2 separate regions of the Homo sapiens genome follow, and region 2 is linked to region 1. The links are chromatin loops, found by intact Hi-C in ENCODE. Cell type or tissue: gastrocnemius medialis. All regions are shown on one strand. Each heading gives the region's core, and the rest is flanking DNA. Links, peaks and the distances in the headings are about the cores only. Region 1 overlaps DNAJC11 (DnaJ heat shock protein family (Hsp40) member C11). Region 2 overlaps PLEKHG5 (pleckstrin homology and RhoGEF domain containing G5).

Evidence for each region. Hi-C counts contacts between places; a loop is a spot of excess contacts. Peaks named below come from ENCODE experiments on the same cell type or tissue, not always from the same donor. Only the 100,000 strongest peaks of a DNase experiment are listed, where the experiment ranks them.
Region 2: a loop joins it to region 1, with 13 times the contacts of the local background. A loop is called at or near these places in 84 of 110 quality-filtered maps.

The regions. Positions count from the first base shown.
Region 1 is chr1:6,645,438-6,648,333 of GRCh38, forward strand. DNAJC11 (DnaJ heat shock protein family (Hsp40) member C11) reads right to left here. Exons shown (of 16, transcript NM_018198.4): 8 at 352-541. Among named protein-coding and RNA genes, the nearest start is that of THAP3, 22 kb to the left of the region's middle. RefSeq lists an enhancer at 676-1,175. In gastrocnemius medialis, for the core only: CTCF peaks have their summits at 1,248 (motif pointing left) and 1,447; no DNase peak of the experiment used is centred there.
Region 2 is chr1:6,484,923-6,487,818 of GRCh38, forward strand. All of the region lies in intron 1 of PLEKHG5 (pleckstrin homology and RhoGEF domain containing G5), which reads right to left. Among named protein-coding and RNA genes, the nearest start is that of PLEKHG5, 5.3 kb to the right of the region's middle. In gastrocnemius medialis, for the core only: CTCF peaks have their summits at 1,728 (motif pointing right) and 1,930; a DNase peak (open chromatin) is centred at 1,748; H3K4me3 peaks cover 260 bases; H3K27ac peaks cover 1,023 bases; H3K27me3 peaks cover 532 bases.

The DNA.
Region 1 (2,896 bases), core at 245-2,744:
ATGTACCAGCCCTGGTGTGGCCACAGGGGCGTCCGAGGGCATGATTCTGCTATGGGGCTTCATCTGCCCGCCCCCAATTCCGTGGGTGGCTCCCACCAGACATTAAGATGTTGTTCTGCTTTAAGATGATCCAACAAAGCTGCCCCAGGCGCCTGAAGGCAACTGCATTTCATACTCGAAGGTTCCACCAGGTCACTCGAGTGTGAGCACCGAGAGCCTGCCCCTCAGGGCCCTGTATGGGCTTAGACTTAGTGGTGATCAGGACGCAGGATTTAAGGGGAGCACTGAGTGCTTGGGAGGAGGGGTCCTCCCAGAGCTCTGTCTGCAGGAGATGATGGCTGCTCGGCTCACCTGCAGGGCCACAGTGAAGTGGCTGGTTTTAGTGTCTCGGACGATGCTAGTGTTCATGGCTGACTGGATACCCCATCGCCACTGCAGGTAGCCCACGGTGTTCTTGTCTAGGTTCCGAGCTAGGACAGTGGTCAGGCCGGGTCGGATTCCACGGGATGAAAACTGCAGAGCACAGTTTGTTGTCACAAAGCTGGAGAGACACAGAGACAGAATAGGTCCTGGATAGCACCTGCTCTCAGCTGTTCTGTTACTTCCTCTCTGCCTGGCTAAGACCTCACTTACTGTCACGTCTATGCATCCCTGGGCCAGCTCCCAGTAAAAAAAAAAGCAGGAGGTCAGGCCTCTATCCACACAGAGGGGGAGGGTCCTAGCCAGAATCTTCCTAGTAACCTCCCGACTCCCCTCAGCCGCCCTAACTTTAGCTACAACCAAATAGGCACCTGACTGTCTGCATTCCTATGCCAGCAGATGCAACCCCACTCAAGTTAGAATGGATGGGGGCCGAGGAGTGCAAGTCAGAATCACCAACGGAGGGTCTCATATTAAGCAGTCCAAGACAGTGGTGCTCATACTGCACGCTGGAATCACCTGGCTCATCCACAAATCACGGCTGGTGGCTTCTTCGCCGGCATGCTGATTCCTTCAGTGTGGGCTTGGAGTGCTAAGTGTCCCAATGATTCCAATGTGCAGTAGAGTTTGAGAATCACTTACCTAGAGGACACCCCAGACCTATGGAACCAGAATTTCTGGGTGGAGGCATCAGTATATTTTTGGAGCTGCTGTGTGATTTCTGATGTACTAGTGACCACAGCTGGGTACTAGTGACAGAAACTACAGGCAAAGCGAGCACAGGAAACCGGTTCCCGAAAAGAGCCTCTGCAGTTTCTTTCCAAGGGAGTCCAGCCCCATCTTCTGGTTGAAAAGAGGTATTTCATTTTACTAACAGAAATTCACACTTCATTCAAGGTGCTGAAGGGTAAACTAACAGCTGGTTTCTTTAATAAAGAGCTCCACATCAATTGCCTAAGTTTCTTTCTCTCCTTTCTAAGCTCTGGAGGTGATGTTTATGCCATTAAAATAACAGTAGGCAGGCTCATTGGCTCACACCTGTAACCCCAGCACTTTGGGAGGCTGAGGAGGCAAATTGCTTCACCCCAGGAGTTCAAGGACAGCCTGGACAACATGACAAAACCCCCATCTCTACAAAAAAGACACAAAATTAGCCAGGTGTAGCGGCACGCCCTGTAGTCTCAGCGACTGAGGAGGAAGGAGCACTTGAGCCTGGACAGGTCTTTTTTTTTTTTTTTTTTTTTTGACGGAGTTTCGCTCGTCCAGGCTGGAGTGCAGTAGCGTGATCTTCTCAGCTCACTGCAACCTCCGCCTCCTGGATTCAAGTGATTCTCCTGCCTCAGCTTCCTGGGTAGCTGGGACTACAGGCGCCCACCACCATGTCCGGTTAATATTTTGTATTTTTAGTAGAGATGGGGTTTCACCATGTTGGCCAGACTGGTCTCGAATTCCTGCCCCCAGGTGATCCACCTGCCTCAGCCTCCCAAAGTGCTGGGATTATAGGCACGAGCCACTGTGCCCAGCCAACAGGTCGATATTTTTGATTTAAGATGGCTTATTCGGCCGTAACTCCATCGTAAATCAAGGAACATCTGCAACTTGATCCAAGGATTAGAGGACCGTGGTTAGCAGACATCCATAACTAACCTGGCCACTATATATTAAGAAACTGGGCTAGTAGGCCGGGCGCGGTGGCTCACGCCTGTAATCCCAGCACTTTGGGAAGCCGAGGTGGGTGGATCACAAGGTCAAGTGATTGAGACCATCCTGGCCAACATGGTGAAACCCCGTCTCTAGTAAAAATACAAAAATTAGCTAGGCGTGGTGGCATGTGCCTGTAGTTCCAGTTACTTGGGAGGCTGAGGCAGAATAGCTTGAACCTGGGAGGTGGAGGTTGCAGTGAGCCAAGACTGCGCCACTGCACTCCAGCCTGGTGACAGAGCAAGACTCCGTCTCAAACACAAAACAAAACAAACAAAAAAAAGAAGCTGGCATCCTTGGTCACACATCACCCCCTTGTTTATAAATCAGTTGTCCTTCCGTTTAAATCTGCTCAAGTCTAATAAGCTCTGAGTAGTAAAACTAAATTCAATTTCCAAACCTGTAAATGCTGATGATCAGTCCACCCCAAACTCTTGGTGACCACTCAATGAATAGACACTGAGGCTCAACCAGAACAAAACGGCCAAAAGATTTTGCTTAATGAAGTGTCTCCCAAGCTTGTGTGACCTTAAGAATCACCTGGGGCGCTTGAAACACCTAGATTCCCAGTCCCCTCCCTCATAAGACCCAAAGCAGCTTTTTTTCTTTTTTTTGAGACAGAGTCTCGGCTCTGTCGCCCAGGCTGGAGTGCAGTGGCACGATCTTGGCTCACTGCAACCTCTGCCTCCCGGGTTCAGGCAATTCTCCTGCCTCAGCCTCCCAAGTAGCTGGAATTACAGGTGCCCACCACCACGCCTGGCTAATTTTTGTATTT
Region 2 (2,896 bases), core at 315-2,814, 160 kb before region 1:
CTCACACAAGGGCTGGGGCCAGAGGCACAAGGAGAAACAGAGGCCTCTGGGGTAGGAGGAGGCTGTGGGCAGGGCCAGGGCAGAGGAAGGAAAGGAGAGGGGCGGCCCAGCATAGGGCCCGGGACCCACAGGTGTGTCCGGAGCTGGCCCCAGACACAAAGCGCCAAGAATTGGCGGGGACATCTCAGCCGGCGGGGACACACCCCGGAGTCCGAGGTCCCCGTCACCAGGGTGCAGCTGCCCAGGTAGGGGGCTCGGCCGCCATGGGCCGCATCCTTCCCCTGGGGGCCGCGGGGCCCATAGTCACGGGCACCCCCTCCCTGGCCTCCCGCACAGGACTGGGCGGCTGCAGGCGAGAACTGGGCACCCAGCCCCGTTCCCGCCCCGTCCCGGCCCCGTACCTGGCTATCACCGTCGCGGGCACGACCCCCGGCCCAGGAGGGCTCCGAGTCCCGGAGGGGCAGCCCCGGGCCCGGCCTGGAGGCTGCTAGGCGTCCGGAGACACCGGGTCCTGTCCCCATGGCGGCCGGAGGAAGCCGCGGTCTGCGCCGCCCGCCGGACAAAGCGCGGAGCCCCGCTTCCTGCCATTGTGCGGCCGCGCCCGCCCCCGCCGAGCGCGGGGACCCCGGGGAGGGCCGGGCCCGGAACAGCCCCCAGCCCCCCAGGAAGGCGGACACCTCCCTCCCGCCCGGGCCCTCGCCACCCAGCCCCGGGGATCCCCGCCTCCCCGCCCGGGAACCCCTACACCCCCGCCTCCGCCTGCCCGGGCGACCCCCCGCCTCCCCGCCTCTGCCCAGACCCGGGGACTCCACACCCCTACCTCTGCCCGGCCGGGGGACCCCCACAGCCCCGCCTCCGCCCAGTCCCCGGGACCCCCACCTTCCCACCTCTGCCTGGCCCGGGGTACCCCCACCTCTGCGCCTCTGCGCGGCCCCGGGCCCCTCTCTTCTCTGACTCCCTCCTCAACACCAATGCCGGGCTCAGAGGGCTCCTCAGAACTTGCTCTTTCTCCTGGGGAGCTCCTTGAATGCTGGAGGCAGGGGGCGCTGGTGACACCCCCCCCCACCTTGGAGACTGTGGAGCCCCTCCCCTGGGTGACTCGATCCCCGCCCAGCCCTGGGGGTGCCCACTCTGCTGTGGTCCCCACCTCACCCTCAGCGCCAACACGCACGGTCCCTCCCAGCCAGAAGGGTACCTTCCCTCCTCCCTTCCTCCTGGAGACCCCCACCCCCGCCTCGGAGCCTCAGCCCAGGGGACCCCTTCTTACTCCCAGCAAGGGAGCTCTTAGAATACAGGCACCAGAAGGGGGAGGCCAGGATGGGGCACACTCCCCTCAGGGTCCTTGGTCCGGCTCTCCATCTAGCCCCAGGGACACCCCTCTCTGCTCCAACACCAGCTTTGAGCCCCAGTCACACACCCACCCCAACCTCACAACCAGCTCTCATCTCAGCCCCTCCCATCAACCTGGAGACCCCTGCCCGAGAGCCTGAGCCCCAGGGACACCCCCTCACACCGACTGCTCACTGCCCAGGTACGGCAGAGGCCGAGAGCCAAAGGCCGGTGGCCTCTGGAAAGGGCCGTGGGCAGAAGGCGGGCTGCTCTGAGAGGCTATCCTTGGCAGCCCCCAGGAGCTGGGTGAGGTGGAGGCATCAGGAAACCCTGGCGACCCACATGGCACAGCAGCCCAGGTCCCTGCAGTTCTAGGCCAGGTCCCCACCGCCAGGGGGCACTCAGCAAAGCCTGAGAGGACGCAAACGCCCAGACTCTGGTGCTGGAGTCACCACTACACGGCTGTCAAAGCGCTTTTACACTGATTCCCAGGAAGGCAGGGCAGGCACCATTAGCCCCATTCACGGCGTGGGGGATAAAGTGACATAAAGAGACAAAAGTCTACAGGCAAGACTGAAACTCAGACTGTGGCTCTGGGATTCTGGGATGGCCTCCTTGGGACACTCCTCAGAACCCATGGGGGTGAGGTGGCCATGCTGTCTGTCATCAGCCCACCCACCCCTAATTGCTCCTCCTCCACCTGGTTCCATGGGGAAAGAGGGTGGGAAGGGGGCCAGGGTCCGTGAGATGGCTTTGGGAGGGCAGCAGCGTTTTATTAGAGGCTGGGAGACTTCCAGGGCTGTCTCCACTCCCAAAGCCCAGGTCACCCACTGTCTACACCACAGGCAGAGTTGTGTTTTTGTTTTTTGTTTGTTTGTTTTTGAGACGGAATCTTGCTCTGTCACTCACGTTGGAGTGCAGTGGCATGATCCCAGCTCACTACGACCTCCACCTCCCAGGTTCAAGTGATTCTTCTGCCTCAGCCTCCCCAGTAGCTGGGATTACAGGCGCCCGCCACTACACCCAGCTACTTTTTGTATTTTAGTAGAGATGGGGTTTCGCCATGTTGACCAGGCTGGTCACTAACTCCTGATCTCAAGTGATCCACCCCCACCTTGGCCTCCCAAAGTGCTGAGATTACAGGCATGAGCCACCACACCCGGCCAACAGGCAGAGTTTTGAAAACTAAAACTTCCCATCTTGCTTATAGTGAAATCCCACCATGGCCGGGCTCCCGCCTCCCTCCCAGCTGGTCCGCACAGGGTCCACCTGCCGGTCTTCCTTCTCTCCCTACAGCTCGCCAAGCTCAGGGCCTTCTCCTCTGTATTTTCTGTCTGGAATTCCACGCACCCTATCTTGAAACAGCTGACACCGGGCCCCAACTTAAATGTTACCTCTAAGACGTCCTTTTCCCTCATCTTAAAATAAACCACCCTTACCCTCCCACTCTCAATTCCTTTAAGTTAAATTATTTCCTTCTTAGTGTTTATTACTACCTGTAATTCATTTCTTTGTTCACTTTTTTATCATCATTCTTCCCTACCAGACTGTCCTCTCCAGAAGCCAG